2 separate regions of the Homo sapiens genome follow, and region 1 is linked to region 2. The links are chromatin contacts, found by Hi-C in ENCODE. All regions are on one chromosome and are shown on one strand. The core of a region is the stretch at or near the end of the contact, and the rest is flanking DNA. Distances in the headings are between cores, read along the strand shown. Region 1 overlaps FNDC3B (fibronectin type III domain containing 3B). Region 2 overlaps LOC105374217 (a long non-coding RNA gene).

Region 1 (4,585 bases), core at 1,100-3,599, 310 kb after region 2:
GGCTAATTTTTGTATTTTTAGTGGAGATGGGGTTTCGCCATGATGGCCAGGCTGGTCTTGAACTCCTGACCTCAGGTGATCCACCCACTTCAGCCTTCCAAAGTGCTGGGATTACAGGTGTGAGCCACTGCGCCTGGCCTCCAAACACTTTTTTATGTATAAAAATTTGCTGTGTGCAGTTGACATTGTTGACTTTCACTTTGTTCCTGGGGCTTACCCTAAGAGTGAGGATGTCTTTTTCATATATGACTTTTACATTTTAAAAACAGAATGGAATTGTAAGATTTTAAATAATCGGCGTTCTGGACTGTGTGACATAGAACATGTCATTTCACTAAGCCGTGGTTTCCCTTTCAGTAAAATGAACAGGTGAGTTACAGTCAGTGATTTTCAAAATCTTATCAATGAGCACATTGCCTCTCTTTTCAGGCAATCTTGTGTGGATTACCAGTTTTAAATACAGTATCCCTTCACCCCTACCACATCACACGCATTCATACACACACACACACACACACACACACACACACACACACACGCACTCTGAAAGCAGACAGCACTAGAACTCCAGTGGTTTGAGTGGAGGACCTGGGTCCTTGTCACCCTCCACAAGGCTTTCCCAGGGATCCAGCCCTCACCTGGGTCCTGGCTACTCATGGGCTCAGACCAGCAGTATCAGTACCATCTAGAAGCTTGTGAGACATGTACCCTTATGACCTGCCCCAGACCTACTGAATACAGGCTGTGTAGGTGGGGCCCACCAATCTATGTTTCATCAGGCACTCCAGGTAATAATAAGCCACAGTAGCATTTGAGAACTGCTGGCTCTTTGAGTGCCAAGCAATTTTTAACCAAGATTTTAAATGGCAGGGGTGGGAAAGCGGCGGGTGGGAGGCATTCAGTTGGAACACTTGGTTTAAGTTGAAGTATGTTCCTTGTACTATCTGTATCATGATAAATATATACTAGTGATGGAAGAGTTCCTTTTGTGTGACTAACATATAGGTAGCAGCTTATGTGAACTCTTCTAGAAGTCATACTGCCATATGGGAAAAATTGGGACAAAGTGGCAAGAATTCCAAATACGGAAGAAAATGAACGTACAGCATACTCTTGGCATTTGACCTTTGGAATTGTTAACAATCCAAAGACTCAGTTGCATTTTAGATCACATTCCACGACATAGACTCACAGGTTCTGGTTATGATACCGAAAGCCAGTGATGAGGGCATTATTCTTGTGCATTTGTCTTTCAGAGTTCGCAGATTGCTTTCTGACTCCAGCAGTGTTCCTTATTACCGGTTCTTTGTATTCTAATTCTTTCTCAGGTGGTCCTCCCTGGCATTTTTTCTCTTACTATTCTTATATTTTGTGATCATTGCTCAGAAACCAGAATCAGACTACAGCTTTACTTCCCCCAAAGCAGCAAGAAAGTGTATTCACAATAACAGTAATTATTCATAATGAGAAGTCACAGCGCACCAAGGTTTGGGATGGCGTTTTTTCCCTCTGGGGGTCTGAGACTGTGGATATTTTTGGGTCCTTGGAGTCTATCCTTTTGCTGAATGGCTTGGGCTCTGGGAGGGCATAGCAGCATCCACCTGCGCAGGGCTGACAGTGGTTTCCTTTGTCTGGAATGACGTGCTTAATGTTAATAAGGTCTGGAATGTTGGGAGTCAAGACAGATTTTCTTTTGGAATCTCTTTGGTCTTGGCTCCCTGTAACAGATAATGCTTGTGCTTTTCTGTTTTCTGATTAAAGTAGGATATTTAGTAGGGCTTTTGCACTTCACAAGTGGCAGATTTCCTCTTTCTCTTGTAAGCTTTTTCTGTCTTGTGAGCACATATCCTAGGCATGCTCAGACGAGGTGTTTTGGAAGGCTGGAGTTGGCAGGGTTCTTCTTTTCCCCCAGAGTATCTGCTTCCCTTACTGCATTTGAACACTGTACTGTTTCTAGATACATTTTTAATATTGCTTTATCTCTCAAGTCTATAGGTGATGATGAATCCTGTGTTTTTTCACCTGTCTATAGCTGCATATAAATTCTGAGTATTGCAAAAATATCAAGAAAACATGAGAAAAGTTAAAAGTGAGCTCAGGTCAGTGGAATTCATCCATCTGGCTGCCAATTACAGTCTGAAAAGTAAAAATAGTCCAAACAAGCCCAAATAACTTTTATTTTTTCAAAGGACAGTGGGGACCCCTGGATTAGAATGCAAGAGACATGAGGCATTCTTCTTGGCAGGAAACTGGACAATTAACATCGCCACTTCCATTTCAAGCGTAGGCTGCCAGATCTCTCTGCTTAGTTATAGAGGCCTCTGAGTGACTCTAGTTAGGGGCCGAGCGCACTTGAACGCCTTGCAACTGTCTATGTGTGGGATGGAGATAGTTCTGGGGACAGAAGCCTGTTTCATAAGGAGCATGCTGCTCATTAACATGCGCTTTCTGACTTGGGCCTTATCCTGCAGGCCCAAGGCTGGAGAAATCAAACTGTGAATAACTACTTTTCTGTAAGACCCCTTTATGATGATTTTTTTCCCTCTTACTGGGATGTTGATTTTACTAGTGCAAAGGCAAATTTACAGCTCAACAAAGAGGAAACCATGGTGGCCCAAATTGTTAATTAGTAGAGTATATAATTGTCTTTATTAAGTTACATCACTTATCCTATCTTTTGCCTTTTGCCCTTTCCCCCTCGTATTTTTGTTGCAATCTGGAATGTTTTAAAGATGTTTACTACATGATTCTTTCAACAGGCAAAATGAGATATTTTTGTCATGTCAAGTTAAGAAGTCTTAACCCATTAAATCATACTTGAAGCTTCACATTTTTCACTTGCATATAAAGACAAAAAGCATGCAAAAATAATTCGTTGAGTTTTCTTTTGAAATGAATGTTCACCAGAAGTTTGAGGTCAGAATTTTGATTAGTTTTTACCATATGTAGTACTGAACTCTGTAAACCCATGTTATTTTCTCTGCCTTTTTGCTTTCTTGGGAACTGATCATGACAGCATTTAGATGACATCAGAACCCATGTTGGTAAAATAAATGTCATCCCAAAGAACCCTTTAAACAGCAGGTATAAGTGATGATATGGTTTGTTTCTGGTATATTTGTAACCTTCAATTTTATTGATTTGAAACTTCTATATGTTATTTCTTTCATTTAGCTAAGTTGAATTCTGAATTTAACTGGGTTAGAGATCGTCATCACAAAAGTGCCATACTCAGAAGCATATTTAAAATATGTACTAGTTGGGACCTTGCAGATCTTGGTTTAGTCTCAATTCAGCCACTTGGGAACTATGTGCCCTTGGGCATGATAGTTCATCTTTCAAGGCTTCATTTCTTTCTTGTATGTAGAAAATAGGGGTAATTAATGGCATCTCTTTCAGAGGACTATCATCAGCTCTTAGTACAATTTCAGACACTAAGTGCTTTAAAAATGTAGTGGTATTGGTGAAGAAAGACCATGAGATTTTTTCCTTGTGAGAACTGCTTTCTGTGGGCCATTTTATTATAACCTCAGCTTGTGAGCATGCCCATCAGAATGCTGTTGGGCAAGGCGTCCTGCAGGCTGGGTCAGTGTTAAGTAATAGTGAATGCCAAGGACTTGAGATAGGGGAGAGTTCAGAGGGGCATCCACTCCCCAAAAAAGGTTCTCGGACTATTGCCAACCCACAAACAACCTGCTGAATTCTGGGCAAGAATAAAATGCAGTCCTCTCTCCGTGCTTTTTCCCTGTCACCTCTCTGGTTGAATTCTCTGTGTGAGCCCACAGAATGGGGTCTGACAGGCCTGCTTGATTCTGTTTGAACCCACTCAGCAAATTAACCACTCTAAGTTACTTTGCTAAAAGGGGGAGATTTCAGGGGACATTAGCTGGAGGCGATGGGCAAACAACAACTTCTCTATATTTATTTTTCTCCCACCCACATTCCTTGCATTAGGGCAATTAGTTAAGCTAGATGGATAAACTAACTGGGTAACCCACTAAATTTCCAAGTCTTTCACAACCTTTCCTTACACCTGGCAACTTGTACACCATGTCTTCCGCATTCTGTGGGCTGCATAGACCTGCCCTGCTACATTGCGGAAGGGGTCAGCACTAGGTTTAAGTAGATCATGGGGGTGGCGAGGCATCATGGAGGCTGACTACCAGGTATGTCGAGGTGGAAACCATTTCTGTTAATACCTTATCTGAAAGAGTCTCAGCATTTGTGATGGAATTTTGGCAAATTTCCTGCTGCTATGTCAACATCGATTTTGTCATTGCTTCTCCTTCTGTGGAATGGAGCTCTAGGATCTTTACATAAACTGCAGTGTCAAGAGGCAGGGTGTTGAACTTCTGGTTTTGTATGATCAGTATTGTAATGTGATAATTATAGTCTATACTACAAATATGTTCATTATTCTTCATGCTTTCTGCCATGGTCAGCTGTGGCTTTTATTTTAAATTTAATTTGCTCAACCAGACACACAGTGTAGCAGACGCTATTACCGTATTTCAGTTTTTGGTGCTGTAGTGAGACTTTGAAATTCTAGGAATTGAGTAGATAACACAAGTGTGATGTGGGAAAG
Region 2 (4,080 bases), core at 1,047-3,546:
CTAAATATTCATCACTCCAATCATGATATAAACTTTTTTTTTTCTCAGATGGAGTCTTTCTTTGTCTCCCAGTCTGGGGTGCAGTGGCACGATCTAGTGGCACGATCACTGCAACCTCTGCCTCCTGGGTTCAAGTGATTCTCCTACCTCAGCCTTCCAAGTAGCTGGGACTACAAGCATGTACCACCATGCCCAGCTAATTTTTGTATTTTTAGTAGAGATAGGGTTTCACCATGTTGGCCAGGCTGGTCTTGAACTCTTGACCTCAGATCACCTCAAGTGATCTGCCCACCTCAGCCTCCCTCCCAAAGGGCTGGGATTACAGGTGTGAGCCACTGCACCCAGCCATGATAAAAACATTCTATCTATCAACCGAGAAAGTTCTCTGTGCCCCTTCCAGTCACTTTCCACCTCTCACAGGCAATCACTGTTCTAAACCTGTTCTCTGAATTTTGCCTCTGGTTTTTCTGGCTCAACATACAGTTTTTGGGATTTAGCCATCTTGTTCTTTGGATCAATGGTTCATTCCTTTTTATTGCTAAATACTTATCCAGTGTATAACATACCACAATTTGCATATCCATTCCATTGTTGATGGATACCTTTCCAGCTTAGAAGTAGTATGAATAATGCTCTGTAAACATTCTTATATAAATCTGTGTGTGAACATAAGTTTTTATTTCTTTTAGGTAAATATCTAGAAGATAACCTGCTGGATCATGAGGTAAGTGAATATTTAACTTTTTTTTTCTCAACATTTTGTTATGAAATTTTTCAAACATACAGAAAAAAAGAAAGGAACTGTACAATGGACAATTATTGTCCCAATACCCACCACCTAAATTCTACAAGTAGCATTTTGCTAATTTACTTTATCGTGTATCCATTCTCTCATTCATCCATCAACCCATCTTATTTTTTAATGCATTCCAAAGTAAGTTGTACCCATCAGTACACTTTACCCTTCAACACGCATATTACTGGCTGGGCACAGTTGCTCACGCCTTTAATCACAACATTTTGGGAGGTCGAGGCAGGTGGATCACTTGAGCTCAGGAATTTGAGACCAGCCTGGGCAACATGGCAAAACCTTGTCTCTACAAAAAATATAAAAATTAGCCAGGTGTGGTGGCACATGCCTGTAATCCCAGCTACTCGGGAGGCTGAGGTGGGAGGATGGCTTGAGCCTAGGGGGCAGAGATTGCAGTGAGCTGAAATCTCACTATTGTACTCCAACTTGGATGACAGAGTGAGACACTGTCAAAAAAAAAAAAAGCATATTACTAATGACAGCTCAATATTTGTTTACAGATTTTTTAGGTAAATATATATATTTGTTCATGTTGTTGTTAGGTTGTATGAATTCTTTATATATTCTGTCAGACATAAGTATTTAAATATTTTCTCCCATTCTGTGGCTTGCCTTTTCATTTTCTTAACAATGTCTTTTGATGAGCAGAAATTTTCATTTTGATGAAGTCCAATTTACTAATTTTTAATGGTTAATATTTTCTCTGTTTTATCTAAGAAACTGTTGCCAATTCCAAGATCACAAAGATATTTTTCATTTTCTTTTGGAGGCATTATATTTTTAGCCTTTACATTGAGTACACAGATTTTAAAAGCATTTTTTAAATTTATTTTTATTTTTTCCAGATTTTTTTAGGATATAATTGACAAGTAAAAAATGAATATATTTAAGGTGCACAATGCGATGTTTTGGTATACGTGGACATTGTGAAGTGGTTGCAACAATTAAGTTAAATAACATATCTGTCACCTCACATAGTTACCTTTGTGTGTGTGTGTGTGTGTTTGATGAGCATAAAATCTATCTGGCAGCAAAGGCATTTTCTAAAGTCCAGAAAATGCCACTAATATATGCATTAATAATATACAAAAAACCAGTAACTAACTTTATTATGTTAACTTATCTTTTCTTTTCTCTGTTGAACTATTTATTTACATACCTAAACTCTACTCAAACTGCTGTTGTAAAAAACAAGGAGGAATTAGTTTCTCTTCATCTCTAACACCAGAAGAAGATCCATTTTGTAGTCTTATTGCTCTGTTGAATGACTGTCTCCTGGTTTGTGGGCAGACTGGAAGCAGGAGTTCTCTCTGTTTTGGCCACAGTACCCAGGGATACATGCAGCGTACTCAGATACAGGATTGGTTAAGGCAGAGTGCTGAAAAGGTGTTGCTTGACTAGTCTGCCTACTTTGCATACGAGAATTTGGACTAAAATTGTCACTCTAAGTCTCCTGGATCAGCTATGAATCCTTAACAATAGTATCTCAAAATTCAGAACCTTATGAAGCTTTATTAATGATGACAGTACACTATGGAATGTGTTTGGTAAACAGAGAGGGAGAAATCACATTAAAATAGACAATATGTTTCTTCACCAAGGTCTCTAGCTTTCTTCACTGAGGAACTGTGAAAGGTTTTCACCAGTCACCAGTCTAAGGGAACTCCTCTCTTTCTCTCTCTCTCTCAGATTTTTCCCCCGTTTCCATCGTTCCATTGTCTATTGAACCTTTTCTCAGAATCCTGCACTAGTTAGTTAGTGCAGGAACAATTACTTCCTTGTGTTCAGTCATTTAACACCAACTGCGGAGAGAGCTCCGGCTCTCTGTGTGCAGGTGCTCAAAGCTCAGGGCTTTTGCTTTTTTTTTTTTGACTCTTCACCAAACCTCTTTTCCATAACTCTAGCTACTCTCGTTATTAATTTTACAGAGCAAAAGGAGACTCCTTGTTGTCTCCAGCACACTCCATACAATTCCTGCCATAGCAGCTTGGTTCTTGACCTATCCTGTAGGCTTCTTTAAGCTATGGCAGTGGGAAGAATTACGTACCTCACTTTAGCCTTTTGTTTTGTTTTGTTTTGTTTTTTTGTAGAGATGAGCTCTCGCTTTATAACCCGGGCTGGTCTTGAACTTCTGGCCTCAAGCAAGCATCCTGTCTCAGCCTCCCAAAGTGCTGACATTACAGGCATGAGCCACTCACTTTGGCCTTTGATAGAAGAAAACAGCTTCTAGATAGTCCAGATTTAACGTGAATTGAGAGAGCTGTGGGACTTTGTATTTTCTGGAGTGTCACTTTTCTTGCCTTCTTGATTCCTGAAGCTTTGCCTGTTGCTGTATTCCAGTTCAGTCCCTTAGTACACAGCTTGCATAGGCTACTATGATTTGCCTAAAATCAGAAAATACTTACATTTAAAATGTATATACATGCTTTTAAGAAATGCATTCTCAGTATGTTAAATAATCAGATGAACTAAAATGTTTACTTTTTAAACTGTTGTTTTGGCTTCTTACCACGTTGAAATGCTTATCATTTTAATTTATGCAAGTTAGTAACTCTCACTCCACAACCAGCTTACTCTAAAAATATGAACATTATACCAAAGTCAGTAAATGCAATAGTTTTTTTTTTTTTTGCATGAGAATTCTTGGAAAAACATTTTAATCACCTAAAATATCATTAATTTAAAACTAATTAGACTAAATAAGATTTGGCAAATTTCTGCCCTTCAGACAAATCGTTCATATTTTTCGTAATTTGTTCGTGCATGTTACCATGGAGACAGTGAAGTCAAAACACACCAGCTAGTGCATTGTTCAGCTCTGGACTTCCTACTATAGATTTGATTAAGTAATCTGGCCTGCTCATTTTGAGAATCTGAGAACATAGCATTGTCTCTTTAGTAAAAGCATGGTCAGCATTCAGACGTAATCAATAAGGCAATAAGAATTAGGTGTTACATGTAATCATTGCCCTTTTTTATGTGATAAAATAAGGAAAAGGTAAATCACTTACTTCAATCAGTTATTTATGTGGTAAATGCAATGCCTCTGATTCATTCCTCAGAGAAGTGGGCTTGATCTTATAAAAGGAATGAAAAAAAAAACTGCTTATTTGGTAAATGAGACAGGTGGCCTTTTTGACTAAAGCACCAAATAAGGCATTTTTGGGACTCATTTCCTTTGCAGATGCATTGAATATTATTCTCCATCTTCCTGCCTTACACAATACTTGGAACAATAGAAAAATGCACCTCTTTTTCAATGAAGCGTA

What was found. Hi-C counts contacts between places; a loop is a spot of excess contacts on that map.
Region 1: a loop to region 2 is called in a map of Calu3, with 2.7 times the contacts of the local background. The contact joins two enhancer-like sites. A Hi-C loop is called at or near these places in 1 of 168 maps with a recorded cell type or tissue (Calu3).

The regions. Positions count from the first base shown.
Region 1 is chr3:172,257,072-172,261,656 of GRCh38, forward strand. All of the region lies in intron 6 of FNDC3B (fibronectin type III domain containing 3B), which reads left to right. Among named protein-coding and RNA genes, the nearest start is that of GHSR, 190 kb to the right of the region's middle. Within about 2 kb of position 2,350, at least 14 of the 41 ENCODE cell types and tissues checked have a DNase peak (open chromatin) inside an H3K27ac peak, as active enhancers do.
Region 2 is chr3:171,951,232-171,955,311 of GRCh38, forward strand. LOC105374217 (a long non-coding RNA gene) reads left to right here. Exons shown (of 4, transcript XR_924718.4): 2 at 690-724. Among named protein-coding and RNA genes, the nearest start is that of TMEM212-AS1, 53 kb to the left of the region's middle. Within about 2 kb of position 2,297, at least 5 of the 41 ENCODE cell types and tissues checked have a DNase peak (open chromatin) inside an H3K27ac peak, as active enhancers do.